2 separate regions of the Homo sapiens genome follow, and region 1 is linked to region 2. Evidence: chromatin loops called from intact Hi-C (ENCODE). Cell type or tissue: MCF 10A. All regions are shown on one strand. Each heading gives the region's core, and the rest is flanking DNA. Links, peaks and the distances in the headings are about the cores only. Region 1 overlaps CHST15 (carbohydrate sulfotransferase 15). Region 2 holds the start of LOC105378536 (a long non-coding RNA gene).

Region 1 (14,658 bases), core at 3,683-11,682, 100 kb after region 2:
GGACTATCAGGCATTTCCTTCTTCTTTTGCCGCCAACCCTAAACTGACTCCGTGTGCTGCTGAAATGCTTTGCAGCTATATGACTGTCCTCGCTTTGTTCCCTAGAGCCATTTTGGTAGACGCGCTTCTCGGCACACCCTGTAAGCTCCTCTTGAGTGGCCTCTGCCTTATTGGAAAACCGGAGTCAGTAGATATACAAGCATGAGAAAATCTAGTCCCTACACTGGTGTGATTTACTACTGGAAATAATAAAATGAGCACTCTGAAATAGTTTTTCTCTCCACTTGGTTTCAGAAAAAATTATTGATTGTGTCACAAAGACCTTTAGAGTCTTTTGTGCACATTGAAATCATTGGGGGGGAGAACTGCAGCATGAACATATTTGAAGTCTCTGGTCCACCCTGCCCCTTCGCTGAGAAAACCTGATTATTTTGTGCATTTCAGAGAGACTGGGACATCTGCTGTGTTTGGCCCATATCTCGGGTGGTTGCACAAGGGAGGTGGAGCTGATTACCCTATTAGAGAGCAAGCTATCACAGAATAGGAAAAAGACCCCATTCTCCCTCCTGCCTGCCACGGCCAGAGGCCCTGGTTCACTGAATCACTGCTGTTGTTACCACGCTTGTTTGGCTTCCTGGAGCAGAGCTAGTTCTTCTGCAGATTCTCTGGGGCTGGGTGGGCTTCACGGCTGTCCTTGAAATGGGATATACAGTCCCGAATGTGGGCATTTTTCTGGAGCCTCTGGAGTCTTTGTTCTGGCGTTAGATGGGATGTTCCCAGAGGACCCAGGCTGTTCATTTATTTGTCTGTACGAACGGACACGCTGCAGCCCAGGCCTGTACGACTGGACACGCTGCGGTCTTTGTCTTTGGAGCCCCAGCAAATGCAAGCCCTGCACATAGTAGGTGTTTAAATAAAGAGGTGCAAAAGTGCGTGGGCCACTAATCTGGAGAAAACCCTGTGTCTCTTTTGGATTAATTATCTGGCTAATAAAGCAAGCGCTGCGCCGGCTAGTCAACGCTCACTGCAAAATCACTGGCCTCTGAGCAGCCCTGAAAGACATAACAGATGAAGATAATGAGTTTGTATTAAGGAGAAATTAACTTCAGATCATACACCCATGAGTGTTATGGCCAAAAGGGGTAGTCCCAAATCCATATCTTATATACGGAGAAACAGAGGCCCTGAGAGATGAAGTGATGCTCAGGGTGACCAGCCAGGTTAGTGATCAGGACACCAAGTAGCTCCCTGCCTTGCTGGGAAGGTCCCTCCTTTGCTGCTCTGAAGTTTTAAAATGCAAATTATCATGGAAGCCACCACCTGGGCCGCAGCGTGTCCGGTCATACAGGCAGGCCTGGGTCAAAGTGTGTCCGGTCGTACAGGCCTGGGCCTCAGAGTGTCCGGTCGTACGGGCCCAGGCTGCAATGTGTCCGGTCGTACAGGCCTGGGCCGCAGAGTGTCCGGTCGTACAGGCAGGGCTGGGTCAAAGTGTGTCCGGTCGTATAGGCCTGGGCCGTGGAGTGTCCGGTTGTACGGGCCTGGGCCGCGGAGTGTCCGGTCGTACGGGCCTGGGCCGCAGCGTGTCCAACTGCACACAGCCCAGGCTTCTTTGATGTGCGGGGACAAAATAGGAGTTGGGGGCTGCGCACCGGGGCCTGCCTCCTGTGCATGGGGCCAGTTCCATTCCTGTCCATTGTCTCAGCTGCAAAGGTAACTGACAAGGGACAGCCCCGCCTCTCCTTCCTCCCCTGCCCCTGCCCGCCTTTCTTTCTGTCCTTCCTTCCCCTGTCCCCACACTTGGCACCAGGCCAGCCTCTACACATCTCCGTTCCCCCATCCCTTGTCTCTGTCCTGGAGCTGTACCTGTCTCCTAGCACACTTTCCTGGCTGCAGGAGACAAGCCTGAGTGATGAATAGAGTCTGAATTGAGACAGGTTAAGACTCAATGCCCCAGGCCGACAGGGCATTCAAAGGAGATTGAAGGAGGTAGGGGAGTTTCATCCCATCAGCTGCCTCCTGGGATGCTTCCCTCACCTTCCTGTCCTGTGTCTCTGGGTGAGACTGCAAATCTGTATTCTCGGAAGGGATTCCTCAAAAGATTGGAAGGGGGAAGGGCACCAAGGGCCTGGAGAAGCCGCTGGACTGTCTGAGGCCAGGCCTGGGTGGTGGGGTAGAGGTTAGGATGGGCTCCCTCTTGAGGGATGGTGGAAGACTGAGTGTCAGGCTCCTGAGGCCTCTTGACCCATCTTTCTATAATGGGCTGCATGTCCTTGGGGAAGTACAGACCACACTGGCCTTGGTTTCTCCTCTATAAAAGGCAGGCTGGATGCAGGTACCCGCAGGTTTGTACTGGCAAGCTGATGATTTGCTGGAGCCCACCTGGGTTTTGCCCTGGGTCTGAGTGTACCCACCATCATTGTTGAGGGGTTCCGGGTGTTTCTTACTGTGAATGACTGCAGTAGAATCCTCAGGGATCCCAGGAGCTTCACTGTCTTGCATTTCCCATCTGTACAGCAGTGGCTGGTTTACCCTGGATCTTTGGGGATGGGTGCGTTTCTGGAAAGTTGGCCCTTGTTGTTGAGCACTGAAACAAGTTCTGGATGAGCATGGTCATTTGGAGGGGGGTGAGCTTTTCCAGAATTTTCCCCACAGCTGCGCCAGGCTCGCCAGAGCTACGGGCCCTGGTGACAGGGGTGCCCGAATGATCCTGGCCAGCTCAGCTTTTTAGTACCTTGTTCTACTGTAGAACTTGGGTGTTACTTCCTGCATCTGTGTGGCCACCTGCCTTTTCCAGGGCATCCCCTCAGATAAGTGGCAGACAGGAAAATTGGACACCGGTGTCTGGAATTATAATATATGCACACTGAAAGCAAGTAACCCTGGAGTGAGGACCCAAGGGTCTCTCCAGTAATAATGCAAGGAATCCGGGTCATTTACCGAGAGGCAGGGGAGCCAGAGATCACCTCCAACCCCCTCCTTGTGAGCTCTTACGTGGGCTCCTGAACTGCATCTAGAAGCCAACTTGACACCAGGCAGACAAACAAAAGGGAAGCAAACACACTTTGTTAGTTTTACCTGGACCTAGGAATCTTCACGAGAGAGTGAAGTTTGAAGGAGTGGCCAAAGCAAGATGTTTTTAGACCTTTTAGACAAAGAACAATCCATTTCAGAAGAGACAGAACAGAAGGGACCTGGTGGAGTAATATACATTTCTAGGGGAGTCTCTGGGAGATCTATGGGATGTGTAACGGCAGTGGAAGAGAAGGGTTACTTTGTGAAGTGTATTTATCCTGGGTCATTGCAGCCCCAAGTTCCCAGGCTGTGCTGAGGAGGGCCATTTTCTTGGCCTGGCAGGGGAAGGGTACTCCTCCCAGAGGAGTCTATGGCTTGGAGTATGCAGGAAGAGACAGGTCAGCTGGCCCTTTCTGAAACTATAATTTCTCCAATGTTTTCGACTCAAAATAATCAACATATCAATTTGGCATGTTTTGGGATGGCTCATCCTTCCACGGTGTGCGGGGTACTAGACTCTGGGTTAAGCATTTTGTGTATGTGACCTCATTTCTTCCTCACATCCACAGTAGGAGACTGAGATCATTTTATTCCCATTTTACAGATGAGGAAACCTAGTCACAGAATGGTTAAATTCGTTGCCTGAGATCATAGAGCAGTTACAGACTTGATTCGGGTTGAAATGCAGGTCTGCCCAACTCCCAAGCCTGGCATAATGTCTTATTTTCGACTGCTTGGAAACCATTTTTCCTACATCCCATCTTTCTACCAAGTTGAGAATCAGTGAGCTCAGGACGCAGGGGAGGCGCTGGCTGCATATTGTAGAGATCTGATCTTGGGGAAATGCCTGTTTATTATGGATATGGCTTATGGACTAAAACAATAGCATTGAATGTACGTTGTATGCATGTAAGGTAGTTGTGATTAACCAAAACCAATGTTGATGACGAACTTAACAGAGAGTCAAGTGTGCTTTAAAAATAAGCTTAAAAAACTGCCTGGGTTTTGTATGCACAGATTTTGGGCCAGCCAGGAAGATCCCTCAGGTTGTGGTTTGAGAATACCTGTTTTAGACAAAGCACGGGTGATGTGTCCCAGTCATCAGGAAGGATGAAATCTGGCAAGGAAACCGTAAGGATCAGATTACAGGAAGGGCTTGCTCAGGGAGAGGAAGGAAGCAAGGAAGAAATTAGTAACTGAAAAGAGGCAAGGAGGAAGGCCTCTTCATCAGGAGGTGGGGGAGTGTGGGGCAGTGGATAACTAAAACAAAACAGCTGTGGTTGTCATAAACACATTTTGTCAGAAAATAACCTGGTGTGTTATTTTCTGATGTTTCAGCCATTGTGTCTTGATTCAGGAACAGCTCCCTTCCGAGTTTCTTTTTGTTTGTTTGTTGGTTTTTGAGAGAGGGTCTCACTCTGTTGCACAGGCTGGAGTGCAGTGGTGTGATCACAACTCACCGTAGCCTCAACCTCCCCAGGCTCAAGCAATCCTCCCACCTCAGCCTTCCAAGTAGCTGGGACTACAGGTGTGCACCACCACACCCAGCTAATTTTTGTATTTTTTGTGGAGACAGGGTTTTGCCATGTTGCCCAAGCTGGTCTAGATGACCCTGGGCTTGAGTCATCCGCCTGCCTAGTGCTGGGATGACAGGTGTGAGCCACTGCGCCCAGCCTCCCCTCTGAGTTTCCATCATTACATTGGCCTATCGGCTGCTGGTGGTAGCCAACCTCTGGGAGGCAGAGGTTGCAGTGAGTAGAGATCACACCACTGCGCTCCAGCCTGAGCAACAGAGTGAGACTCTGTCTTGAAAAAAAAAAAAGAAAAGAAAAATCAACCCTTTATTATGTCTCTGGTGTCTTTAGGAATTGGCTGGGATCCAGCGGGTATTGGCTGCTCTGGGTGGGCTCAGCCAGGTGGCCCTGCTCCACCTGTCTCCCCCTCCTCCTGGCCAAGCAAGTGTGCAAGAGGACAAATGAGTACACAGGACATGTCTTAGGGCCTGGCACGTGCCAGCTTTAAGCCCACTTCTGCCTCATTCTGCTGGCCAAAGTGAGCCACCCAACTCAAACCGAAGGGTGGAGAAATACGTCACTCCTGTAGCTGAAGGCCCTCCAAAGTGGCAAAGAATGTGAACATGGGAAGAAGAAAAAATTGAGACCAATAATGCAATCTATGGTAAAGAGTAATAAATGACTATCAAATTCCCATTGTGGGCCAGGACTGTGCATCTGTAATACCAGCTAACATTTATTGAGCACTGACTATGGGCCAGAGACTCTTTTTTTTTGGCAGACTCTTGATCTGTTGCCCAAGCTGGAGTGCAGTGGTGCCATCTTGGCTCACTGCAACCTCTGCCTCCTGGATTCAAATGATTCTCCTGTCTCAGCCTCCTGAGTAGTGTGGATTACAGGTGTGCGCCACCAATCCTGACAAATTTTTTATTTTTAGTAGAGATTGGGTTTCATCATGTTGGTCAGGCTGGTGTCGAACTCCTGACCTTGTGATTTGCCCGCCTCAGACTCCCAAAGTGCTAGGATTACAGGCATGAGCCACCGCGCCCGGCCGGGCTAGACACTCTTTTAAGCACCTTACATGAATGAGTTCACTGAATGCTTACAGCACTGCCATGATACAGGTCCTGTGATTATTCCTAAGTCGTATCCAAAGAAATGGGGAGAAGAGACGTTTAATATCTTGTTCAAGATCAAACCTGGGCAACCTGGCTCCAGCACTCGGGCTCTTAACTCCAGTGCTGTACGTGATCTGTTGCTAGCGGGGACTTCTTTTGAAAAATACAGAGGCCCAGAAACCTTAAGTGATTTGTCCAAGGCCGCTGGGTGGACATGGACTTGGAATCCTAATCCATGTGACTGCTGTGTCCTCTCCGCTGTGCTATGGGCCAGTGAATGTTGACGGAGTGGTGTGGCTTTATTCTGCTTATTGACTGGGATGTGATCAAAACTGTCGAAGTCCAGATAGAAGACTGAATCTGATGATTTATAATTTGTACAGAACTCTTCAGTCTTGTTGGCTTTCTTCTCAGTCTCAGCAACAACCTTCTATCTTAGAGCTACATGTGAAAAATGTTCCTTCTCCTACTTGTTGATGAATAGTCCTTGAAAAAATATATTTCCATATATATAGCCTAGAGAGGAATGTCAGCAGTTACACATACTAATCAGAAGAAGGCTTTGTGTTTTAGTAAAGGTTAATTAAGACCCATTGAATTTTTTTTCCTTAAAACATAAAAGAAAAATAATGTAATTAGCTATTTTTTTCCCTCTCTGTCCCCAGAGGGCAAATGTAAATGTTCTACCTAAATGAAGCTATTTGTTTAAATCCATCCAGATTTCTTCTGAAGTTTCATACATCTTTCTTCTGCTATATCAGCTTATAGCTACAATAATTTAATAAGTTTTTCCTAGGGTGAAATTGGATGCCCTTTATCGATCTTACACTGAGGGGGCATTCAATTACTTAATCTAAAGTGGTATTTCTGGGTCTCTCAATTACAATTTTGTTATAAATGGCTTGCTAATGATGCTTGGGTGCATAGGTTAATAGGGGGTGTCCAAGCAAGGGCTGGGTAATTGAACACTTTCTATTTTGGGACCCGTTATCTGATTTCTCTCCTGGTGCCAGGTTCCCACAGTGATGGTCTGCAGCCATCAGGCTCAGAATTGAGCCCAGGTGGGAAGCAATCTCACTGAAATGTATACCTGAATCCTTTGGTTTAATACATGAACGGAAGTGCCAAGGGCCCCGTCTTGTCTGAGTCGACCGGCACCAAATGTGGACATTCCAGACAGGTGAAGTGCAGGGGGCATACATGACTCCTTTCTGAAGGAAGAACCACTTGAGTGTTAGGTTTCTGAATGACTGTTCTTGGGATAATTTGTGGCCTACGGAAAAGGCCAGATACAGAACGTAACAGCAATCCATTTTCCTTTCAATACCACCCCATTAATTGGATTTTTCTTCCCTGAGTTATGTTCTTTAATAGTTATACATAGTAAACTATTCTATACATATTTTACTATGTATATTTACTATACATAGTAAAAATTCTTTTGAGGCCAGGCGTGGTGCCTCATGCCTGTAATCCCAGCACTTTGGGAGGCCAAGGCGGGCTGGATCACTTGAGGCCAAGAGTTCGAGACTAGCCTGGCCAACATGGTGAAACTCCGTCTCTATTAAAAATGCAAAAATTAGCCGGGCGCAGTGATGCATGCCTGTAATCTCAGTACTCGGGAGGCTGAGACAGGAGAATCGCTTGAACCCAGGAGGCGGAGGTTGCAGTGAGCCAAGATCGTGCTGCTACACTCCAGCCTGGGCCACAGAGTGAGATTCCATCTCAAAACAAAAAAAAGAATATGTAGTATGCCTTCCTTCTTGCACTCGAGCAAATCCCACCCCTGACTTTGGCCTTCAAGACTCTACAGAGCCTGGTCCCTGCCTCCTCTCCCATCAGGTTTCCACCCCCACCAGCCTGTGCCCCAGGGCCTACCCTGCCAGTAGCCCTCATGGGCTGGGACTCCCCACAGCGTCTCTCTACGGGGCCTTTGCTTCCCCTGGTCTCCACGTGACTGGCTTCCTTCTTGTTCAGGTTTCTCCTCCAACGTCCCCTCTGAAATCAGGTCTTCCCTGTCACCCTGTGTATCATACCTCCCACTTCTTTAAGGCAGTAGCTCCAACCCAGGGGTGATTATGCACCCCAGGGGGCACTGACAATGCCTGGAGACATTTTTGGTTGTGACATGTCAGGGGAAGGGGTGCTATGGCATCCAGTGGGTGGGGGCCAGGGTGCTGCTAAGCATCCTACTGTGCGCGGGACAGCCCTGACAACAAAGCATGGGCCAGCCCTAGGACGGCACAAAGAATTCCAAAACCCTGTTCCAATGGTTGTATTGCTCTCTCCCCCTTTTCTTTATTCTTTTCTGCATAGCCTTTATCTAGCAGCATCTGTGATTATCTTATTCATTTGGGACTTCTTTATAGCTTGTGCCCTGCAGCCCCTACCCCTGGTGGGACAGAAGCTCCACTTGGGAACAGGCCTCCTCTCTGGGTCAGCCCTGCACCACTCGCGCCCGTCAGGGGAGGTCTTGTCTGGAAGCCGCCGGGCTCTAGGGCCTTCACTTACAAGGGACTCACCTGGTCTTCAGATTGCTTGTCCATCTTACTGAGTATTTGACATACTATACAGTGGCTATCGATTTTGGTAAAAACTTGTAAATGTAAGACAGTTTTATGTTTTTTTCTCAGAGAGGCCCCCACCCCCACGCCCACCGCAGCCCAGGGGTATTTTCCAACACCAGCAAATCCTCCAACTCCAGAACCTAACTGATTATCTTACCATTCAATTCAAGTCTGCCCCTACCAGAGGCAGCCTCAGACTCTACCGGTTTGAGGGCTCGGTCTCACCAGACTGCCCCACTTCAGATGCCAGTCCCAAGTATTGGGTCCCCAGGTTACCCGCACATCTGTCCAAATTGGCTAAAAAGGCAAGAGTGTCCCACAACCTCCTCAGGTTCAGTAATTCACTAGAATGACTCACAGAACTCAGGAGAGTGCTTGACTCATCATCAGTCTATTATAGCATAGAATGCAGAAACAGCCAGCAGATGAGACGCATGGGGCGAGGTATGGTGGAGGAGGGTGTGTGGAGCTTCCATGCCCTCTTCCTCCACTCCACCCTCCCAGCACCTCGAAGGATCCACCAACCTGGAAGCTGCCTGAGCCCTGTGGTTTAAGGGTTTTGATGGCGGTTCCATTACAAAGGCCTGATTGGTTAAATCATCAGCCACTGGTGATTGACTTAATCTGCAGCCCTTATTCCCTACCCGGAGTTTGGGGGGTTTGTTGAAAGCTGCTCACTGAGGCTTGGTCTTTCTGGTGACCAGCCTCCATCCTGGAGCTATCCTGGCCCGCAAAGTGTCACCGCATCAGGATACACTCAGGTATGGCTGAAAGGGGCTTGTCATGAATGACGAAAGGTGCTTCTCTCACCCCATCATTCAGAAAAATTCCAAGGATTTTAGCACCTGTGTACCAGTACCCGAGGATAGAGACCAAATACTCATCTCTTATTTCCACATCACATCCCTCATCTTGTATTGGCTTTTGGTCTCCCCCTACCTGGACATGCGCAACACTCAGCTGTTCTTCAAAAGGTATTTGTTGAACAAATGAATGAATGAATGAAAGAATGCTAGGAGCTGAGAAAACACTGTATCTGAGTGTTTTGCTAAGGCTCTTGCAGCATCTCGAATTGCCTCCTCAGGTCTTTCTGTTTAGGAAGCGGGACTCGCAGAGGCCGGGCTGGTTGGTGGGGGCAGCTGCCCCGCAGACATGCTCTGTGGACCCGGTCCGGGCACCCCATCTTCCCTCCTCTCTGTTGAGACTGTCGGCTGCTCATGTTTTTACTTTGCTTGAAATGAGCTGCCCCTGCCCTTGTTTAGGAATGTTTTGCCCATTCGTTTGGGTCCAGATTATGTACATTCCTATCTTGGAGCTTCAAAGTCCGTGTTTTGTTTGCTTTTTAAAGAATCTAATTCGATTTTCTGCAGCAGAAAGACAGGAGGGTGCGAATTCCCTCCCCGCTGAGCTGCTGGTTGGAGTCTCATTTTTAACCCCGGCTTGGCCCTGTCTTGGACATGTGAAAAAATGTTTTCTTGGCTTTAATGATGGAGTTTCCAAGTAGGGGATCTTGCCCTTTTGTTTCTTTAGTTTGGAAGAATTGTTTGTAGCAAGCGATGGGTCAGGGGTGGTTGAGCAAGTTTGAAGCAGAGGTTGATCCTTGAGGTTTCTGACATGTCCCTCCAGCTGCCCTCAGGGATAAGAGATGGGGGTAGGGCCTGAGATGTCTGGCCTGGCTTCCCAGAACTGGCCCCTTCTGCATCCCCGCCCCAGCGCCTCTGCAGGACTCAGGTCTCAGCCTCTACTGACCAGCCTTTCTCAAACTGGCTCCTTGATACCCTAGTGAGATTCCTTGGCCAATTAGGTACTTCCAACTTTGTGTATTATATTCCTCTCTTGTGGATTCACAGGGCTTATTAGCATATCAAAGGCCCTGAAAAGTTCAGCTGTAAAGAATTCTGTGTAATTTTGTCCATTCCACATTTTCTCCAAATAATTTAAGCACAGAACACTCACCAACGGCAAGCAGAACATTTTGTGGGAGGAAGACATTTTGGGAAACACAGCTTGGCTGTTTCTTGGCCACCATATTTTGAGAAAACATGAAGTTTTCAGTCCAAGGGGCATGAACATTTCTTCTGTTGAGTTCTGATTGTTTAATCCTTCAGCCAGTACATGGCGATCTTGATGCGCGGTTAGTTAATGCTGCCTCTATGGAGACAGTGAGGGTTGTTTGAGGGGTGGCGTGGGTAGAGTTGGAGATGAGTCTACCACTCTTGGGTAATTTTCAATTGCTAAAGAATAATCATGTGGTATAGGATCTCTCATCTTTGATTCCATTTCAAATGTTTTTGGCATTCACTGACAATGAAAAATCATCATCATAATAGTTGATGATGCTATTATTATCAATGCTGTCTACCTTTTATGGTATGCTAAATATGTGGCAGGCATTATTCAAACTGTTTACATGTAGTAGCTAATTTAGCACCTGTTAAGGTGTCCTTATTATCCTAATTTTACTATTGAGGAAACCAAAGCTCAGAGAGGTTATGTGGCTTGCTCAGGGTCACACAGCCAATTAGTGGTGATCTACCACTGCTAGAAACTGAGTAGGTCTCCTTTTATGCTTATCCATGGCTCTTTCTACGACATCTACAAAGAAGTGTCATTTGGGCAACAATATATTTTATAACCACAGGATTCTATTAATGGGTTTTTAAGAATCATATCTTGCTCGAGATGATGAAAGTGAAAAATTATGTCAGGTTCTGAAGCTCTGTGTCACTCGAGGGAATCCTATACATTGGATTTAATTGCTTAATAACTTAAAGTCAAGTAGTTTTTTAATATGATACATTCTACTGAAGGAGAGACTCATTTCATTGTTTCTAAATTTTCATTAACTTTTGCTTCCTAATCTGATAATAAAGGTTAACTCTAAGAAAGAGACTGCTGATGCCAGTGAGAGGGAAAAAACACATTTTCTCTGCCTGCTCCCTTTCTAACCATCCTCCTTAGTATTCTTGAGATTTTTCATTGACTGAAAAGCACTGATATTTCAATCCATCCCTCAAATTTGTAGTCATTGACTGTGCATGACTCTGAGAATGATCACAACATCCTGGGATTCAGAGATCCTGTACCTGAGAAGTATCAAGGCAGAGGGATTAGGGGAGATGTAGACTATGCACAATGTGAGACGTTTGATGTGGCGCTGGTGGTGCTGGGATTGGGGCCATGTTTGGTGGCAGAAATTGAGCCCCAAAGCCAGCTGCAAGAACCTGAAACCTCTTCCTTTATGCTCGCGATTTTCTATGACTTGCTTAGAACCAGGCTGGCTTGGCTGGACTTAGAGGTGGAAAAGAGAGTGAGCATCTGTCTCTCCTTGGAGGATGAGCTTTGGGTTATTGCTATTACCACACAATGTAATAAAGCTTCTTGTCTTTCTGTGTAGGAAATCTGGCATTTTTTAAAGTTTGCGCCCCACAAAGAGGAAATATTCCAAAGGTACTCAGGATGTAAAAGGGGAGATCTTCACAGATGCCTCCGTGGATGGCATGGCAATCCATCCATCAATGAGAAGACCATGATTTCTTTTAATTTTCTGTGTGTTTCCACATTCCCCAGTGAGAATTCTTCCACCTTTTTTTGTGCCATGGGAAAAACCTGAAGGGCAGGCAGAGCTGCTCCCGAACTTGTGACCTTCTCTGAGGTTGCAGCGGCTCTTGTAGAACATGACTCTGGGACATCACTTCCTTTTGTTTTCTTTCGGAGCTGAACCAAAGAATGTGCACCCTCTTTCTCTAGTGCTGTGGTGTCTGCTTATTTTTGTATTTGTGCTTTCCATCCATCTTCTGTGATCACAAGGCATTCTTAAGGTTTTCTAGCACGACTTGCGGACATCCAGACTCGTGGGGGGCCCACCCATGGCTCGGTAAGCCAGCAGCCCAGGGCACTGGCACTACCATGAGGCACTGCATTAATTGCTGCATACAGCTGTTACCCGACGGCGCACACAAGCAGCAGGTCAACTGCCAAGGGGGCCCCCATCACGGTCACCAGGCGTGCCCCACGTGCAAAGGAGAAAACAAAATTCTGTTTCGTGTGGACAGTAAGCAGATGAACTTGCTTGCTGTTCTCGAAGTGAGGACTGAAGGGAACGAAAACTGGGGTGGGTTTTTGCGCTTCAAAAAGGGGAAGCGATGTAGCCTCGTTTTTGGACTGATAATAATGACCTTGGTAATGGCTTCTTACATCCTTTCTGGGGCCCACCAAGAGCTTCTGATCTCATCACCTTTCCATTACGGAGGCTTCCCCAGCAACCCCAGCTTGATGGACAGCGAAAACCCAAGTGACACAAAGGAGCATCACCACCAATCCTCTGTAAATAATATTTCATACATGAAGGACTATCCAAGCATTAAATTAATTATCAACAGCATCACAACTAGGATTGAGTTCACGACCAGACAGCTCCCAGACTTAGAAGACCTTAAGAAGCAGGAGTTGCATGTGAGTAGCTTTGTGCTAATCTTGACTGATTGGTTGATTTTTAGAAATGAGTGCTTTTCTTTCTATCACCATCTTTGGGAACACAGAAGGAAAATGACTAAAAAATGTCTTAGATGTAGCAAGGATCATTTGACAGCCTTATGGATTTGAATGCACTGAGAGAGTGCTGTTTGCTTACGCTATGGAGTGCCAGGAAGGGAATCTGCTGTCCTGAACGCTGGGCTAGGCATGTTCAAGGGCCGCTGGCTCTCATTATTGCATTCCAGGACTTCTTGCTTGATATGTGGTCGTGGTAGTTAACAGTTGCTTTTGCAGATCACCATCATTTGGGATTTTAAAGTTGCGTTAAATTTGATTTTCTGCTTCTATTCTACATTTTAATCTCTAACGGCAATTTAAATATACAACTAGTAAAAAGATTCTGCTTAATTACCGTGTGTGCGTGTGTGTTGTGTAAGTGTCAGAAAGGTAAATTATGGTAGAATGGATTTTAATTAAACTTTTATCTTTATTCTCTCCAAGTTTTTTTTTTTTTTTTTTTTTTTTTTTTTTTTGTGGGGCGGCGGGGGAGAGGAAAGCACAGTCATTGACCGTCTACCAAGTTTTGCTTTATTTGTTAATCATTGTCAAATATTAGTTCAAATTTGAACACGGTCGTCAGTCTCAGGGCAGGTTCCCATTGCGGTTAGATTGTGTCTTTGCTCATTTTCCCCTCCTCTGTGTCTCTCCTCCTCTGTTTCCTTGCAGATGTTTTCAGTCATCCCCAACAAATTCCTTCCAAACAGTAAGAGCCCCTGTTGGTACGAGGAGTTCTCGGGGCAGAACACCACCGACCCCTACCTCACCAACTCCTACGTGCTCTACTCCAAGCGCTTCCGCTCCACCTTCGACGCCCTGCGCAAGGCCTTCTGGGGCCACCTGGCGCACGCGCACGGGAAGCACTTCCGCCTGCGCTGCCTGCCGCACTTCTACATCATAGGGCAGCCCAAGTGCGGGACCACAGACCTCTATGACCGCCTGCGGCTGCACCCTGAGGTCAAGTTCTCCGCCATCAAGGAGCCACACTGGTGGACCCGGAAGCGCTTTGGTGAGTGCTGGGTCCCAGGGCTCCTGTCTGGTCTCGTTCCTTCATTCGTTCATTCCTCCCGCAACGTTAGCGCTGGGGTTGGGGGGCGAGGGCGGCAGAAAGAGATGGCACAATTCCCTTGTTAGGAGGCTGTTCCCAGGCAAAGACCCAGCAGGGTCTGGAACTCGGTTCCCAGCCATGCAGTGAGCATTGATTGCCAGCTGTGTGCAGGACACGGGGACGAGTCAGAACTGGCAGCTCTTCTTGTTCCGAAAGCCCGGGCACATGACCCGAGCAGTCAGCAGTAAGTGCCAGTGGCCAGTAAGGGCCAGCAAGAAGGGCGTGATCCGGGCTCTTGGCTCCCAGCTCTGTGCTATTCCCTGCTCTGTGCCGCTCCCAGCTCTGTGCCGCTCCCAAGCTCTGTGCCGCTCCCAAGCTCTGTGCCGTTTCCTGCTCTGTGCCGGTCCTCTGCTCTGTGCCGTTCCTCTGCTCTGTGCCGTTCCCTGCTCTGTGCCGCTCCCTGCTCTGTGTTGTTCCCCTGCTCTGTGCTGTTCCTTGGCTCTGTGCTGCTCCCTGCTCTGTGCTGCTCCCTGCTCTGTGCTGTTCCTCTGCTCTGTGCTGCTCCCTGCTCTGTGCTGCTCCCTGCTCTGTGCTGTTCCCCTGCTCTGTGCTGTTCCCCTGCTCTGTGCTGTTCCCCTGCTCTGTGCTGTTCCTCTGCTCTGTGCTGTTCTCAGCTATGTGCTGTTCCAGCTGCAGTCACTGCACCTGGGGGAGACTGAGTTGCTTCAGGCCTCAGCTTCTCTGACCTGCCCCATCTGCCTTATGGGTTCCATATGATAACCACATGGAGATCATTCTGGAGGCCTTGCTCTCAGCCCTTTGCCGCAGGCTTACCATGACCACTGCCCATCCCTCTCTGCTCCAGC
Region 2 (14,658 bases), core at 3,423-11,422:
TGGACCCATCTGAGAAATCCGAGGAGGCCCAGCATGTCTCTTCCAGAGAAGTGAACTTTAATTTATTTAAATGTAATGGAAAAGCATATGGAGGAGAACGGAAAACTAATTTGAAATAGTGCTCAAAGCAATCAATATGTTAACTGGTTCCTTCAACTTTTGCTTGGCTGCAGAAATAAAAACAAACAAAAAAAAAACAAAAAAACCCCACAAAAAACGTTTAAAATGTAAGCCAGTCTCTTCCATCCCCTCCTTCTGTATTATGAAAACACTGTTTTTGATGTTTGGGGCTGAATTCTTTGGAGTTAAAATCAGCCAGTCTTGTAAACATTAAAATATGCATTTGGAAATATAAATCACTGGATGAAGTTGGAAGTGGTATTGGAGATAATTTTAGTAAAAACCAAAACAAAAACTGGTTTTGGGTGTGCCATAGCAGGTGAAGCAGATGAAGTCTTTTAGATCAAACTAGAGTTTCCTCTGTGCATTTGTTTTCTCATCTGCAAACTGGGCACAGCTGTCCTTTCTTAACGTTCTTGTAAGAATTTAGTGGGATGAGTCTGCTTCGCAAACTGCAAAGCTGTTCAGCTGCTCATTTTGAACGTGAGTTGCATTCCTCCCTTTCCTGAGAGACCACCGGTTCTTCGAGGCTGGGGTCGTTCTCCTTCCAGCACGTGCCTCAGAGGAGACAGCCTGGGGCTGAGCATCCTGGCCCCAAGGACATGCTGGATTCGGCTGGGCTGAATTGAGGAAACCAAGGTTGACCTACTACCTCCTAGCCTGTTTGTACCCAGTGCCGCAGTGTCTAACATCCACCATCAGTGAGTCATCCCTTTGTTACACTCTGCACTCTTCTTTTCTGGTGATGTGTAGAGCAGAGGTACCCAACCCCGTTGGGAACGGGCCGCACAGGAGGAGGTGAGTGGCAAGCTAACATCACTGCCTGAGCTCCGCCCCCTGTCAGATCTACCGCAGCATTGGGTTCTCATAGGAACATGAACTCTATCGTGAACTGTGCATGCGAGGGATCTAGGCTGTGCACTCCTTATGAGAATCCAATCTCCGACGAAACGATCCCCTCCTCACCCGTGGTCCGTGGAAAAATTGTATTCCGCGAAACTGGCCCCTGGTGCCAAAAAGGTTGGGGACCGCTGGGAAGAACAGAGGCTTTGCAGCAATGGGCTTGAGCTTGAGTTCTGTGTCCAGCAGGCTTCTTGGGTGCAGGACTTTACAGAGTCCCTCATGCTTCAGGTCCTGTGTCTGTGATGTGCTGTGGGTGTTTGTAGGGAAGGAGTCAGGCACAACACCTTCTCAATCAGAGGCTCTCTTTATTTCTTCCAACGACAAATCCCCAGGGTACGAGTGCATTGAGAACACTCACAGTGCAGTGCTGGGGACTGAGTTGGCCCTGCCCTCCCACTGGGGCTGGGACAACGGCTGAAGGCAACCTGCACGTGGTGGAAGTGGGTGCTGAGTGAGGAAAGCTGTGCTGGTTTTGGGGTCTTTGCATATATACATTGCCATCTCCTTTCTCCCGTTCTGATGCCAATAGCGGCCTTTTAAATGGAAATCAAGCCCACTCAATGACAGGCATCTCCTCCTGGGTTTTGGTACTTCCTTATTCCTGAAAGCACTTCAAGGTCAACTGTTTCCAGATTGAAATTTGGAAACTGACTGGCAGACGCCATCAGAATCCTGATTCTCACTCCCTCTCAGCGTTGACCTTCGTAGGGGCTGGACCACGTTAAGATGCTGGGGCTTCTTCCTGTTCTGCTGCCAGGTGCACGGAGCCCTCATTTGCTTATATATTAAAGGAAGAGGGAAAAAAGCTGCAGGACCATTTTAGAATTTCATATGTAATCAAAATCTGCCTAATTGCATTTTCTCCTGGAGAAAAGAGCATTTCAGGGCTATTGAGTTACCTCCTAGCCTCATTTAAAGGTGGGCTTCATTTCCATAAAGTGTCCCCAACGGGGCTTCCCTGCCTGAGAGACTGAGACACTGTCAGCATTCTTCTTCCAGGAGGGGTGTCTTAGCTTGCCAAGAACCTGCTGGCTTAAATGTCATCAGGTTTACTGAAAATGTCTTTCACCAGGTGCCCAGGGGTGGCTTCTAGAAGGTTAAAGGGTTGTAGGGCTGTTCCCCAAATAGAAGGCAAGATCCTGGAAAGCTAAGGTGGTTCCTTTCTCCCATGTAGACCTACAAGCCTCATGGAAAGAGAGGACTGTGGTTAAACCCAGCTACCAGGGGCAGGATCTGTGTGATGTCTCAGAAAGCAATGGAGTCTGTGCAAAGGGTGACTTTCTAAGGATGTTATTCACGTCCTGTCAGAAAGCCAGGTGGGGCAACCAAATTGTCACCCCAGAAGAAATGAAGGGAACCTGAGAGCAACACCTCCCAGAATAAGCAATGGGGCTGGCCCCTCCTACCACGCAGCCATAGGGCTGGCCCCTCCTACCACGCAGCCATAGGGCTGGCCCCTCCTACCACGCAGCCATAGGGATGGCCCCTCCTACCACGCAGCTGTACACACTTCTGTGCAGTAGCCAGAACAGAACCAAGAGAACCAGATCTACAGAAACCGAGAATGGAGGCCCCAGAGAAAGTTCGAACCTTGTCTAAGTGCAGACACTGAGAATTCTTCGAAATTCTTGTAAAAACCCTAATGCCAGGCAATTATGACTTTGATGCAGGAAGCATGGGGCACAGAAGAGTGCAGCACAGGGCTGGGTGCCCACATCAGAAGCTCACTGCATGTTCATATGCACTGGGGTGGGTGAGGAGGAACATGGCGTCATGCTCCAAGTCTACCTGGGTGGTCACCAGGTGGCTTTGCAGTGATTCAGGCTTGCCAGCTCCACCTCCTACTTGATATGGTTTGGCTTCGTCCCCACCCAAATCTCATCTTGAATTGGAACTCCCGCAATTCCCACGTGTCATGGGAGGAACCCAGAGAGAGGTGATTGAATTATGGGGTGGGTCTTTCCTGTGCTGTTCTCATGATAGCAAATGAGATCTGATGGTTTTAAAAACAGGAGTTTTCCTGCACAAACTCTCTTTTTGCCTGCTGCCATCCATGTAAGATGTGACTTGCTCCTCCTTGCCTTCTGCCATGATTGTGAGGCCTCCCCAGCCATGTGGAACTGTAAGTCCATTAAACCTCTTTCTTTTGTAAATTGCCCAGTCTCAGGTATGTCTTTATCAGCAGCGTGAAAATGGACTAATACACTACTCCAACCTGTGCTGTGAACAGTCACCTCACCCATCCCACCTGTCTCATCCTCATAGTCTTACCTGAAAATGGGGATTATAGCATGCCTGCTAGTTGTTGTGAGCACCAAACTAAATAATGCACATTACATGGGTCTATAGCTCTACCTTGCCTCTATCACATACTAACAAATGCTTCTCTTCCTTACTACTGTCATTGATGATGTTGCTATTTGTAACTAATTCTTTTGCAGGCTCTATAAGGGTCTGGTGAAATAACTCCCTTGGGTGTTATTAAGGAGAAGGATTTTAACCACAGGATCCCTGACCCTGTCCATCTGGACCGTGCAGGTGGCCCTGCCCCACAGGCTGGAGCTCAGGGCTGCTGATCCAGTTGGAACACCAGACAGCCCCAGCCTGTGAGATCTGGGGCATGTTCCTTGACCCCCTCAACTGCAGACATGCTTCGGCCCCTAGTGACTGAGGGTGGCCTCCATGGAGGCTCTTTCTTCACTCTGGGAAGGATGACACTTGGGGCTGTCCTTTCTCACAGCTTGCATGTAAAGCAGTGCAGAGCGCCCCTGCTGCATGTCATATTTGAGCCATAACCGGGAGGCTGGCTCTATTTTAAAAATAGTGTTCACAACTGTGGAATGTCAGGAAGGTCTATAATTTCTCTTGGGTCGAGAGAAGAATGTAGCTTGCAGCAGCATTTGAGGAAAATGCATCTCAAATGCAGAGCTGGAGATGATGTGGTTGTCCAGCCCCTTCTTCCCGCCGCCTGGGTCTCCTGGGTTGGAGAATTGGACACTGTAGGCCCTGGAGGAGTATCCTGGGTGGACTGTACCTGGGCTGAGCTGCCATCGACACTAGGAAGCTCTTTATTAGCACTTCTGAGTCAGGAGCACCAGACTGTTGCCGTGGCAGTGGCTGGGGTGTCAGGGGAGAGGACCTGTCTCATGAGCCGGTGGGGAGGCCTAAATGCACCCCAAATGCTTGGTACAGTCTTGTCACATGGGGGCGCTCAGCAGATGCCCACTCTTACAATGACGAGGAGATCTGGGTCCTTCCCCATTCTGTGTGCCCGGTTATCACTGTCCCTCTTATGGGTCACACCTGAGCTAATTAGGATACCACTGGGTAGGTCCCACACCTGGGCTCTCAGCTGCAGCTGGACCCCAGGAAGAGTGTGGCTGGTCACACAGGGCTGAGGGGAATGTGTGCTTTGGCCATCAGGGTCCAAGGATGCAGCCGTCCGAGGCAGGAAACCCTGAGCCAAAAGGCCACCGCTCCTGCCTGGATGGAACCCAGCCGGTGCCTGGGAGGAGGCGGGGCCAGCAGACAGGCTGGCTGTGAGCCTCCCTGGGCTTCTGCAGCCGGTGCCACTGGGGCTGCCATGTTGTCCCTCATTTCCTCTGCTGTAAGATGCGTAACTGACTCTCGAAGGAATGTGGGTGCACATCACCAGGGGCTGCACTTTTTAATAAAGGGGGCTCCAGCCGAACCCCCTGCAGCTTGGATCGGCTAAACCCTCCGGGAGTCTGTGAATTGGTCCCACAGAGCTGATACCCAGGGACCGAGGGATTTAAATCCTGGCTCCAGCTTTTTCTTCTCATACGGAAATAAAATTGTTGACCAGACGTCTACTCCGGCCATCAAGGCTTTCACACTGCTGAGTAGGAAGTTTGGTTTCTAACCCATATCAAAAATCCCGCAGGAAACAAACGAGGCTTGTGCCAAGGGAGCAGGGCTTCCCTGAGATGAAACTCAGCTGCTCTAAAACGTCCAAGTTGGAGGCGAGAAAACTGGGGCAAAGGTGACAGGGCTGGGGGTGAGGATGCCAGGCCTGGCCGCTGGATTCCCGGGCTTCCTGAGGTGCCCACCCACCCCAGGCATGAGGGCAGCACCAGAGCTGTGCCCTCGCAGGGCCAGCGGGGCACCTGCACGCTTGCCTTCCTCTTCTGATCTGCCTCCTGACCACCCAGGCCCCCTAAAAGCAGAGTAACTGGCCCTTTAGGATCACTCTGGAAAGTTAAAACCTAAGAAGAGAACAAAGAGAGGCAAAGAGCCAGACACTGGTCATGGCCAAGTGACCGCGTAGGTCTGAGAGCTCTGCATTCCACAGGGCTGACCTGCGGCTGGCCTTCCGGGCAGTGGCCTGGCTGCTCGGGGGATGGGCCCTGGTGGGGGTCTCTGGACACCATTCCAGGCTGTAACAGTGGTGTTGGTGCAGGCCCCCAACAAGGGTTGCTCTGGGAGAAAGACTCCTTGCCACTGTGCATGAGGACATCATATGTGGATGTGTGGATGCATATGATCATGCGTGTGTGTGACCGTGGAAGTGAGTGTGCATGTGTGTGTGAGAGCATGGGGGGTATGCATGCATATGTATGTGAGCGTGGGGGTGAGTGCATGTGTGTGTACGCATGGGGGTGTGTGTGTGCATGCATGTGTGTGTGAGCAAGAGGTGAGTGTATATGCATGTGTGTGAGTGGGGTGAGTGTACAAGTGTGCATGCATGTGTGTGAGTGTGGGGGTGAGCGTGCATGTGTGTGAGCGTGGGGGTGAGTGTGCATTCATGTGTGTGAGTGTGGGGGTGAGTGTGCATGCATGTGTGTGAAAGTGGGGGTGAGTGTACATGCATGTGTGTGGGGGTGAGTGCAGGCATTGTGAGTGGGGGTGAGTGTGCATGCATTGTGAGTGTGGGGGTAAGTGTGCATATGTGAGCATGGGGGTGAGCATGTATGTGAGTGTGGGGGTGAGTGTGCATGTGTGTGAGCATGGGGGTGAGTGTGCATGCGTGTGTGAGCATGGGGGTAAGTGCATGCATGTGTGGGGTGAGTGCATGCATGTGTGTGAGCATGGGGATGAGTGTGCATGTGTGAGCATGGGTGTGTGTGAGTGCAGGGGTGTGCATGCGTGTGTGTGAAGGTGAGTGTGCATGCATGTGTGGGGGTGAGTGTACATGTGTGTGAGCATGGAGGTGAGTGAGTGTGGGGGTGAGTGTGCATGCATGTGTGAATGTGGGGGTGAGTGTGCATGCATGTGTGAGCATGGGGGTAAGTGTGAATGTATGTGAGCATGGGGTGAGTGGGGGGTGAGTGTGTATGTGAGTGTGGGGGTGAGTGCATGTATGTGAGCATGTGGGTGAGTGTGCATGTGTGTGGGTGAGTGTGCATGCATGTTTGTGAGTGTGGAGGTGTTTTTGTGTGTGAGCGTGGGGGTGAGTGTGCATGCATGTGAGCATGGGGTGAATGTGCATGTGAGTGTGGGGGGTGAGTGTGCATGTGTGTGGGGTGAGTGTGCATGTGTGTGAGTGGGGTGAGTGTGCATGTGTGAGTGGGGTGAGTGTGCGAGTGTGTGAGTGGGGTGAGTGTGCGAGGGTGTGTGAGCATGAGGGTGAGTGTGCGAGTGTGTGTGAGCATGAGGGTGAGTGTGCATGCATGTGTGTGAGTGTGGGCATGCGTGTGTGGGGGGGTGAATGTGCATGCATGTGTGAGTGTGGGGGTGAGTGTGCATGTGTGTGTGGGGGGAGGGGTGGCTGCATGTGTGTGTGGGGGTTATGCCTGTGAGTATATATGTGTAGGTGAGCCTACATGTAAGTGTGAGTGTGCCTGTGTGTAAGGGTGTATGTGTGAGTGTGCCTGTGTGTAAGGATGTATAAGTGCTGTCCGCATATGTGTATTTATGTGTGAATGAGGGTGTGAGTGTGCCTGTGTGTATGTAGAGGTGTTTGTGGGTGTGAGCGTGTCTGTGTGTGTCTGTATGTGTGTGTGCCTGTGCTTATGTGTGTGTGTGTGTGTGAGTGGACCTATGCGTATGTATAAGTGTGTGTGAGTGAGGGTGAGTGTGCCTGTGTGTAGAGGTGTGTGTGTGTGCCTGTATGAGTGTAAGAGTGGGTGTGAGTGCCTGTGCGTATATATGAGTGTGTGTGAGTGGGCCTATGAGTATGTCTGTGAGGGTGTGCCTGTGTGTATACATGAGTGTGTGTGAGAGAGTGGGCCTGTGTGTATGTATAAGTGTGTGTAAGGGCGAGTATGCCTGTGTGTATGTAGAGGGGTGTGAGTGTGGCTGTGTGTATAAGTGTGTGAGTGTGCTTGTGTGTAAGTATGTATACATGTGCGTGAGGGTGAGTGTACCTGTGTGTAAGTGCATGTGTGTGCCTGTGCCTGTATGTGTGAGTGGGTGTGAGTGCCTGTGCCTGTGTGTATGTGTGTGTGTGAGTGGGTGTGAGTGCCTGTATGTATAGGTGTATGTATGTGTGTGTGCCTGTGTGTAAGTGTGTGTGTGTGAGTGTGGCTGTGCATATGTATAAGTGTGTGCGAGTAAAGGTGAGTGTGCCTGTGTGTAGAGGTGTGTGTGTGTGTGCCTGTGCCTATGTGTGAGTGGGTGTGTGTGCGCCTGTCCCTGTGTGTATGTATAGGTGTATGTATATGAGTGTGTGTGTGCGCGCCTGTGTGTATGTATGAGTGTGTGTGTGACTGGGTGTGAGTGCGTGTGAGCACTTCCCACAGCACGGGCCAGTCCTCTCCCACCACACCCTTTGTGGCCCCCCTGCTGACGTGCTTCCAGCCCAGCGCCCGCAGGCCCTCGGTGCTGCCTCTCCCTCCCCCTTTCTTATTTCCCTTGCCCTGGGCACGAGCACCGTTTCCCCCCTCTGGCTCCCACCACACTCAGGGCCACCAGCTGCTCTGCTCTTCCCCAGCCTCTCCTTCCTCTGCTGGGGTGTCCCGCCTGGCTGTGTGAAGCTGCTGAGATTCTCCCCGCTCGGTCACTGCCTTCTCATCCAGGAAGACTTCCTGACTGCTGAGTCATTTCCTCCTCAGAACCACAACACTTAGCACAGTTCCCCGGGGTTGGGTACACCTGGTGTTATCTGTTTTGTTCTGGGAAGGAGGGGGTGGCAACAGGACACCTGTGGAGTTAAATCCTGGCACTGCCATCTCCCCGCTGGGGGACCGTGGGCGGATTACTCTGAGGCCCTAAGCTTCGAATGGAGCCAGTAATTCTGCCCTCACAGGCTGCTGGGAGGATGAGCTGAGGGGATCCTATGGCACGAATGGGAAGGGCAGGCATTGCTGGCCCCTCTCCCTGGCCACAAGGGTGGTGCCCTGGTGCTAACTCGGTACCTCAGTGCCCAGCCCAGGGGCCGGCCCTCCGCGGGGCTGGTGCATGGGTGCAGAGCTGAACTGCCCTGTGCTGAGTTGAATTTACGTCAGGGGCTTTCTGTGGGTGTCGGGGACTCAGGGAGAGTGGGCAGTGCAGGGGCTGAACTGGGTTTGAATGTGGCTCCGCCTTGGACTAGACAGGGGCTTGGATGCCCGTCTCTGGGGATAATGACGCTGATCTCGCAGAGATCGAGGCAACACCCAAGCTGTGCTGGCCCCACTCCAGGTGGACACTAAACGTGGCAGCCACCCGCCCCGCGTTTCCTCCTGTCACCTCTCTCTTCTGCGACCCTCTGCTTCCTCTGCCCTTTTTCTCGTCTGGGCTGAGAGGCCCTGCGAGGGACCCCCTTGCTCCCCGGTGACAAGAAGAGTGGGAGGGGCAGACTGGAGGGGCGCTGTGCCCCGTGGTCTCACCGGGGGCCTCCGATGCCGCAGGGCAGGGCCCGCAGGCTGCCTTAAGCAAACAGCGGAGCTCTGGACTGAGTCAGCAGACAGGACTGTGCTGGGAGGAGCTCCAAGGAAACCCTCAGAGGATGGCATTGCAGGAACTCTGCCTAGGCTCCCAAAGCAAGGGAGAAAGCTTCCCAGCGGCCTGGCTCGGGCCAACTTACCACGCCTTGGCTGACAGTCCCGCCAAGACAGGGGCTATGCAGAGGCAGTTTCCCCAAATCAAAGTCTGCCAGCCACTCGCAGAAGAAAAGGGGCTGCCTGTGGGGCAGGGAAAGGTCACCCAGGACCCCCACCGCCCAGCGGAAGCCAGGAGCAGGGCCTGGCCTCTTTCTTGCCTGGTTCTGGTTTCCTTGGCTCTGGGACTGCCATGGGAGATGGTTCCAACCTGCTCCATAAAGACGACTTCGGCTTCACCAAGTGGCCATCTCATCGTCCCCTGAGTCCAGGGATGGAAGCTCCCGGGGCAGTGGTGCAGGGTAGCTCTGAAGATCTGGTTTCCTGAGAGGGAAAGCCTCGCCCTGTCTTGGTGGTCGTCATCACCTGTGCTGCCCATCCTGTACCAGCCTTTCTAAGAGCTCTCCCTCTGGCTAAGACACGATCACCCAGAGTCCCTGGCGGTGCCCTCATCTCCAAAGCTGCACAGATGGGGCATTTATCTATCTGCTCAGTAAGCCTAGCTGCCAGAGTCAGCCCGTTTCCATCAGGGTCTTCTGTGCTAGCTGGGGAGCCTCTGCCATTTTCCAGCCTCCCTGAGCCTCTGTCCCAGCGTGGGGTGGGGTTGATAATGACACCTTTTCACAGGCTCATTGTGAGGATAGAATGGGAAAATGCACCCATAACTGCAGTCTCCCTGGGCCCCCTTGAGCCCAGTGTCTATACACTGGCCCGAGGAGAACACAAGTTAGACCCCAGACAGGTGGAAGACAATGTGTGCAGGGGTCTCTTAATCCAACAGGACACAGTAGAGCTCCCCCAAATTCCCATCTGAGCATTTCTCTTCATGTGCGAGTCCCCTCTCTGTGACAGTCTCCTAGCTGCTGCCTGTCCCCAGCATGAGGCTAGCCTCCTCTCTCCTACCTTCCCTCCCGCTGCCTGCCAGTGAAGGAAAGCCTCCTTGCCCTCTCTTGGTCTCTCTCATTTGCATCTCTTCCAGAAATTTGATTTCTGAGCTGCATGAACAAAGGGTTCGCTTTCCTAGTTGGACGATGACAGGTGCTTGGAGGCACTCGTGACCTTGTTGTATTTCTCCACTGTCACATGTGGAGTTCTACATGGCACATGGCCCCTTTGGGCGGTTGACTTGAGACTGGTTCGTGTGGCTGCTGTTGCTGCTGCTGTCATTGTGGTTCCCAGGTGAGTGGCCCCTTCCACGCCTGGGGACAGGGATCCTCTAGACGCACCGGGGCTACTGATGTGTCTGGGGGCTGCTCAGAGGTGCTGGCTTTCAAGGCCCAGCTGCCTCGGCTTGGGGGCTTCCCTCTGGGTTGGCAGTTTCTGCACCTAGCCCGTAGGTTGATTCTGGACCTGGGTCTTTCTTGTGCCCAAATAGCCCAGCCGGAAGTCAGGGCTCAGCATGCTTTTTGCATTATAGGTTTTCATTCAATTTCATTATGGAGAGCATGTTGATGTCAAGCGGGACTGCGAGCTGGTCACGCCTCTGCCCGGAGCCTTCCCTGGCTCCCCAGCCCTGTCAGGACAAAGGCCTGGCTCTTTAGGCTCTTTAGGCACCTTGGTGGGCTGGGCTCTGCTTGCCTCTCAGCTGTCCCTGAACTTAACCTCAGGTCCTTTGCACGTGCTGTTCTCGCTGTCTGCAGCAATCTTACAAACCTGCCCCTTCTCTCAACCTGGGCTCATTCTGATTCACCTCTCAAAATTCAGATGCCTCATTCTAAGCCTCATGTGGCACTGCTCAAGAATGGGAAGACCCTCCTGGCCTCACAGGCCCCCATCCCACCCCATCAGAACACTTCTTGGTCCAGCTCAGAGTCACCTGCCTTCTTCTCTGGAGTACTCACCCCCTCCCAGCCCTACTCTGAGCTGTGTGAGGACAGGGGCTGCCCCTGCCTCGCTGCTATCCTGTCCTCAGTACCTACTGTGGGACTGAGACTCACAAAAGGTCAAACAAATGAATGAATAAACATTCTTTGTTTTTGGTTCAAATTGCATTCTTTTAGCAAAGAAAATCTTAGTTTTGGTTTAAGAGGATTTACTACAGAGTCATCTTTTAAATGATGTTACTTCCGGCTTTGGATAAAATCTTAAGAAATAGTAAACACTTTGTTTTTTATTCTCTCTTTGACATAAAATATGGTTTGTTAAGTTTCTGGAATCCTGGCTGGGTCTGGTCTCTGTAAAAAGTAAAACTTCTCAGTCAGATCAATTATTTGTTCATGGAAAAAGGAAAAAAATTCACATCCAGCAGTTTGGTTAAATGAAATCTCCCCTCCCCACCCCCTACTCCCTGAGGTTGAGGTTCCTGCAGGGCCCCTGTCAGCCAGGCCTGGGAGCAGGTGGTGGGGAGGCTGGTGCTGGTGCATTTTCTGCTTCCACTTTCGGATGATTTAATGCTCTGGGGGAAATGCTTTGAAAAGAACCCTCCTCTTGCCAGCCCTTCAGCAGGTTGGTTTAGCTTCGTAATTAGCAGCCACAATAGGAGCTAGGATAATTATCCCCCAAAGTAAAGAGAAAAACAGATGTTTTTAAAGCTGCACAGTAGAGATTTTGCCTTTCGATTGTAATAGTTTAGCACGTGAAATGAATTAGATGCCGGCTTTTCCTGGGACATCGTTTCCAAGGTAGGTTAAGGAAAACCCTGCTGTTTTCAAAAAGAACAGTCTTGGATTGGGGACGTGGGGTGGAGGCAAACACATGTGACAATTTTCAAAACCTAGCAAGAAGCAAGGGAGGCTGGATTGAATAAATTAATGAGTTTTCCGCTCCTGGGATTTGAGTTAAAGCTTTCTCATAATTGAAAATTGTGGCATGCTCCTCTGTGCTGGAACACAAAGCTACAGGTGTGTGCTTACAGCCTGGCACGGCTGTCGCATCTCACGTGGAGATTAAGAGTGGAATGCGTTGGGACTGCAGAATGGATGCCCCCGTGTCGGCTCGGAGAGGGCTCCAGGGCTGCTTTCTTTGGCTTCTCGAGCATTTCTGTGCTGCCTCCCCCATGTATTCACCACCATTCCTCCATAACTACGGGAAGGTATCTATCAGAAAGACCCTCAGTGTTACAGGAAAAGGGTCCCGATCCAGACTCCAAGAGAGGATTCTTGGATCTCACGGAAGAAAGAATTCAGGGTGAGTCAATAGTAAAGTGAAAGCAAGTTGAATGAGAAAGTAGAGGAATGAAAGAATGGCTACTCCATAGACAGAGCAGCCCTGAGGGCTGCTCGTTGCCTATTTTTATAGTTATGTCTTGGTGATATGCTAAACAAGGGGTGGATTATTCATGCCTCCCCTTTTAGACCATATAGGGTAACTTCCTGACGTTGCCATGGCATTTGTAAACTGTCATGGTGCTGGTGGGAGTGTAGCAGTGAAGATGACCAGAGGTCACTCTCGTGGCCATCTTGGTTTTAGTGGGCTTTAGCCGGCTTCTTTACTGCAGTCTGTTTCATCAGCAAGGTCTTTATTGCCTGATCTTGTGCCGACCTCCTCTCATCCTGTGACTTAGAATGCCTTAACAGTCTGGGAATGTGGCCCAGTAGGTCTCAGCCTCATTTTACCCAGCTCTTATTCAAGATGGAGTTGCTCTGGTTCACATGCCTCTGACATCAGCACAGTCTTGTTCCTGGAAGTGAATAAAAGGATCAGATCACTGGGGAGATAAAACAGCCTTAACCAAATGGGGCCCCTAGTTATGATGGGTCAACTCTCACTCTGCACTGGGCTCTTCCTGAGGCCTTCACCCTGGGCTACTTTGGAAGGCCCTCAAGAAATTTCATTTCCTTGAGGACGTGGGTTTGAATTTCAGATTTGCTGTGGATCCTCTTAATTTTTGTGGGTAGACCCTGTCTTCTTTCAAGGACTCAGTTTGTTCAACTGTAAAATGGATGTTGGTTTTGATCAGTGGTTTTCAAATAGTGCCCTGCAGAATTCTAGTTCTGAGAGACATTAAGAGATGTTACAAAAAAAAAAAAAAAAAAAAAAAAAGAACCTAGTGAATAACATCCTTCACTTGGGGCAGGCTGATTTTGCCCCTCTGGGGCTACTTGGCAATGGCTGGAAACATTTTTTGGTTGTCATAAGGTGGGAGGATGCTATGGCATCTAGGAGGTGGAGGCCAGGGAGGCTGCTAACATCCCATAATGCCCAGGATGGCTCCATAGCAAAGAAGCATCCAGTCCCAAATGTCTATAGCGTTGAGGTTGAGAAACACAGCCCTAAAATTCTAGGTCTCATTTGAATATTAAAGGCTATGGGCAGGGCTACAGTAAAGAGCTCCACTTAACTTTTAATCCAGAATTCCTTACATTCATTTGCAGGCAGATTCCCTTTTCCCCCACCAGTCTGGGATTAATGTTCCTCAGAGCATGCTCAGGAAACCCTGAACTAGATGTTATCTACCATTTGTTCCAGCTCTGACCATCTTGGACACTATAGTCAGGGAACAGAAACCCCAAGAATGACTCTGGGACTTCTCATCACCCAGCTCTGGTGCAGGGCGTCTTGCAGGGGAAGTGTCCAGGAAATTCCGGGAAAGTTGAATTGAAGCTGGTCTTAGGGCAGGTTCCCTGATGCAGAGCCTGAAACAGAGACTTATTCAAGTGGTTTATTGGAAAGGAGCTCTCAGGGAAGAGTGATGGGCAGGAAAGGAGCTAAGCAAAGGGGTGGCCTCTGCTGGAGACCTGTTTCTGCCTGAACCCCAGGAGGTGGTGGGGTGGGCTGGAGAGCTCCAGAGCTTGGGGAGCTTGGGGTGGGGGTGGTGGGGTATGAGCTGATTACAGTGTTGAAGTCACCTTGAGTGGGAGGCCCATCTATCCTTCCTTCCATGGGTCCTTCCTGCACTGGCCTTGGCCTATGAGTGGGCATAGCCTCCCAGGTAAAGCTTCACCTCTCTGGAGGTGGGGAAGGCTGTGAGCTGTTAGCAGGCCAGCCTCACAGCTTCCAGGTGCTGCCTGCAAAAGCAGGTAGAGAGAGGAGACCTGGGAGAGGCACCAGCAGCCCCTACTACAAGGTAGCACAGCATGCAAGTGCTTAGAACTCTCAAAGAGCAGGGAGCCCCACTGGCTGGAGGAAAAGGGTGGTCTTTGCTTACCCGAACTTCCCTGGACTTTTAAAACTTCTCTCCCCCAGCTTTCTGGGATGCTATTGCTGCTGAAAATCATGGAGCCCCCAAGAGTCAGAGGGCTGCTAGGGAAGAAAGTAGAGGGGGAAACCAGCCACTAGCAATGTCAGCCACTTGGTGAACACCTGCATAGACCAGGCCCTTAGCCAGGGGCTATTTCAGAGGAGGTGCCTGGGTTCTGAGTGGTCCACGATCACACAGCTGATAGGTGTCAGAGAATCAAGACTTTTGGCCTCTCTTCACACTATTCTCCACATGGGCCATAAAACCTATTCAGAATGGCGGGGTGGGGTTGACAATGAAGTAAACAAGGGTAAAATATGCAAGTACATGATGGAGTTATTTAATTAGCCTCATATTTGGAAACATGTGGCTTCAAATTGGATGCTAGTGAAACATTCTGGCCCACATCCCCTGCTCTTCTTCCCAGCCCTGAACCTCATGTTCACCATTTCATGGGAGTTAGCCACTGACACTTCCCCAGCTGTTCACAGCCATTGGAAGGTGGAGGCACTTTCTGGACAGACTTGAGAGGCAGCC

The links. Peaks named below come from ENCODE experiments on the same cell type or tissue, not always from the same donor. Only the 100,000 strongest peaks of a DNase experiment are listed, where the experiment ranks them.
Region 1: a loop joins it to region 2, with 5 times the contacts of the local background. A loop is called at or near these places in 3 of 110 quality-filtered maps.

What each region holds. Positions count from the first base shown.
Region 1 is chr10:124,043,675-124,058,332 of GRCh38, reverse strand. It overlaps CHST15 (carbohydrate sulfotransferase 15), which reads left to right. Exons shown (of 8, transcript NM_001270764.2): 2 at 11,609-12,666; 3 at 13,414-13,753. The coding sequence starts at 12,121. Among named protein-coding and RNA genes, the nearest start is that of CHST15, 43 kb to the left of the region's middle. RefSeq lists enhancers at 987-1,515, 7,330-7,830, 8,872-9,372, 9,373-9,873. In MCF 10A, for the core only: no CTCF peak of the experiment used is centred there; DNase peaks (open chromatin) are centred at 4,122 and 8,602.
Region 2 is chr10:124,146,582-124,161,239 of GRCh38, reverse strand. LOC105378536 (a long non-coding RNA gene) reads left to right here and starts at 11,382. Exons shown (of 4, transcript XR_946428.3): 1 at 11,382-11,623. RefSeq lists a silencer at 7,646-7,905. In MCF 10A, for the core only: no CTCF peak of the experiment used is centred there; DNase peaks (open chromatin) are centred at 8,089, 8,549 and 8,899.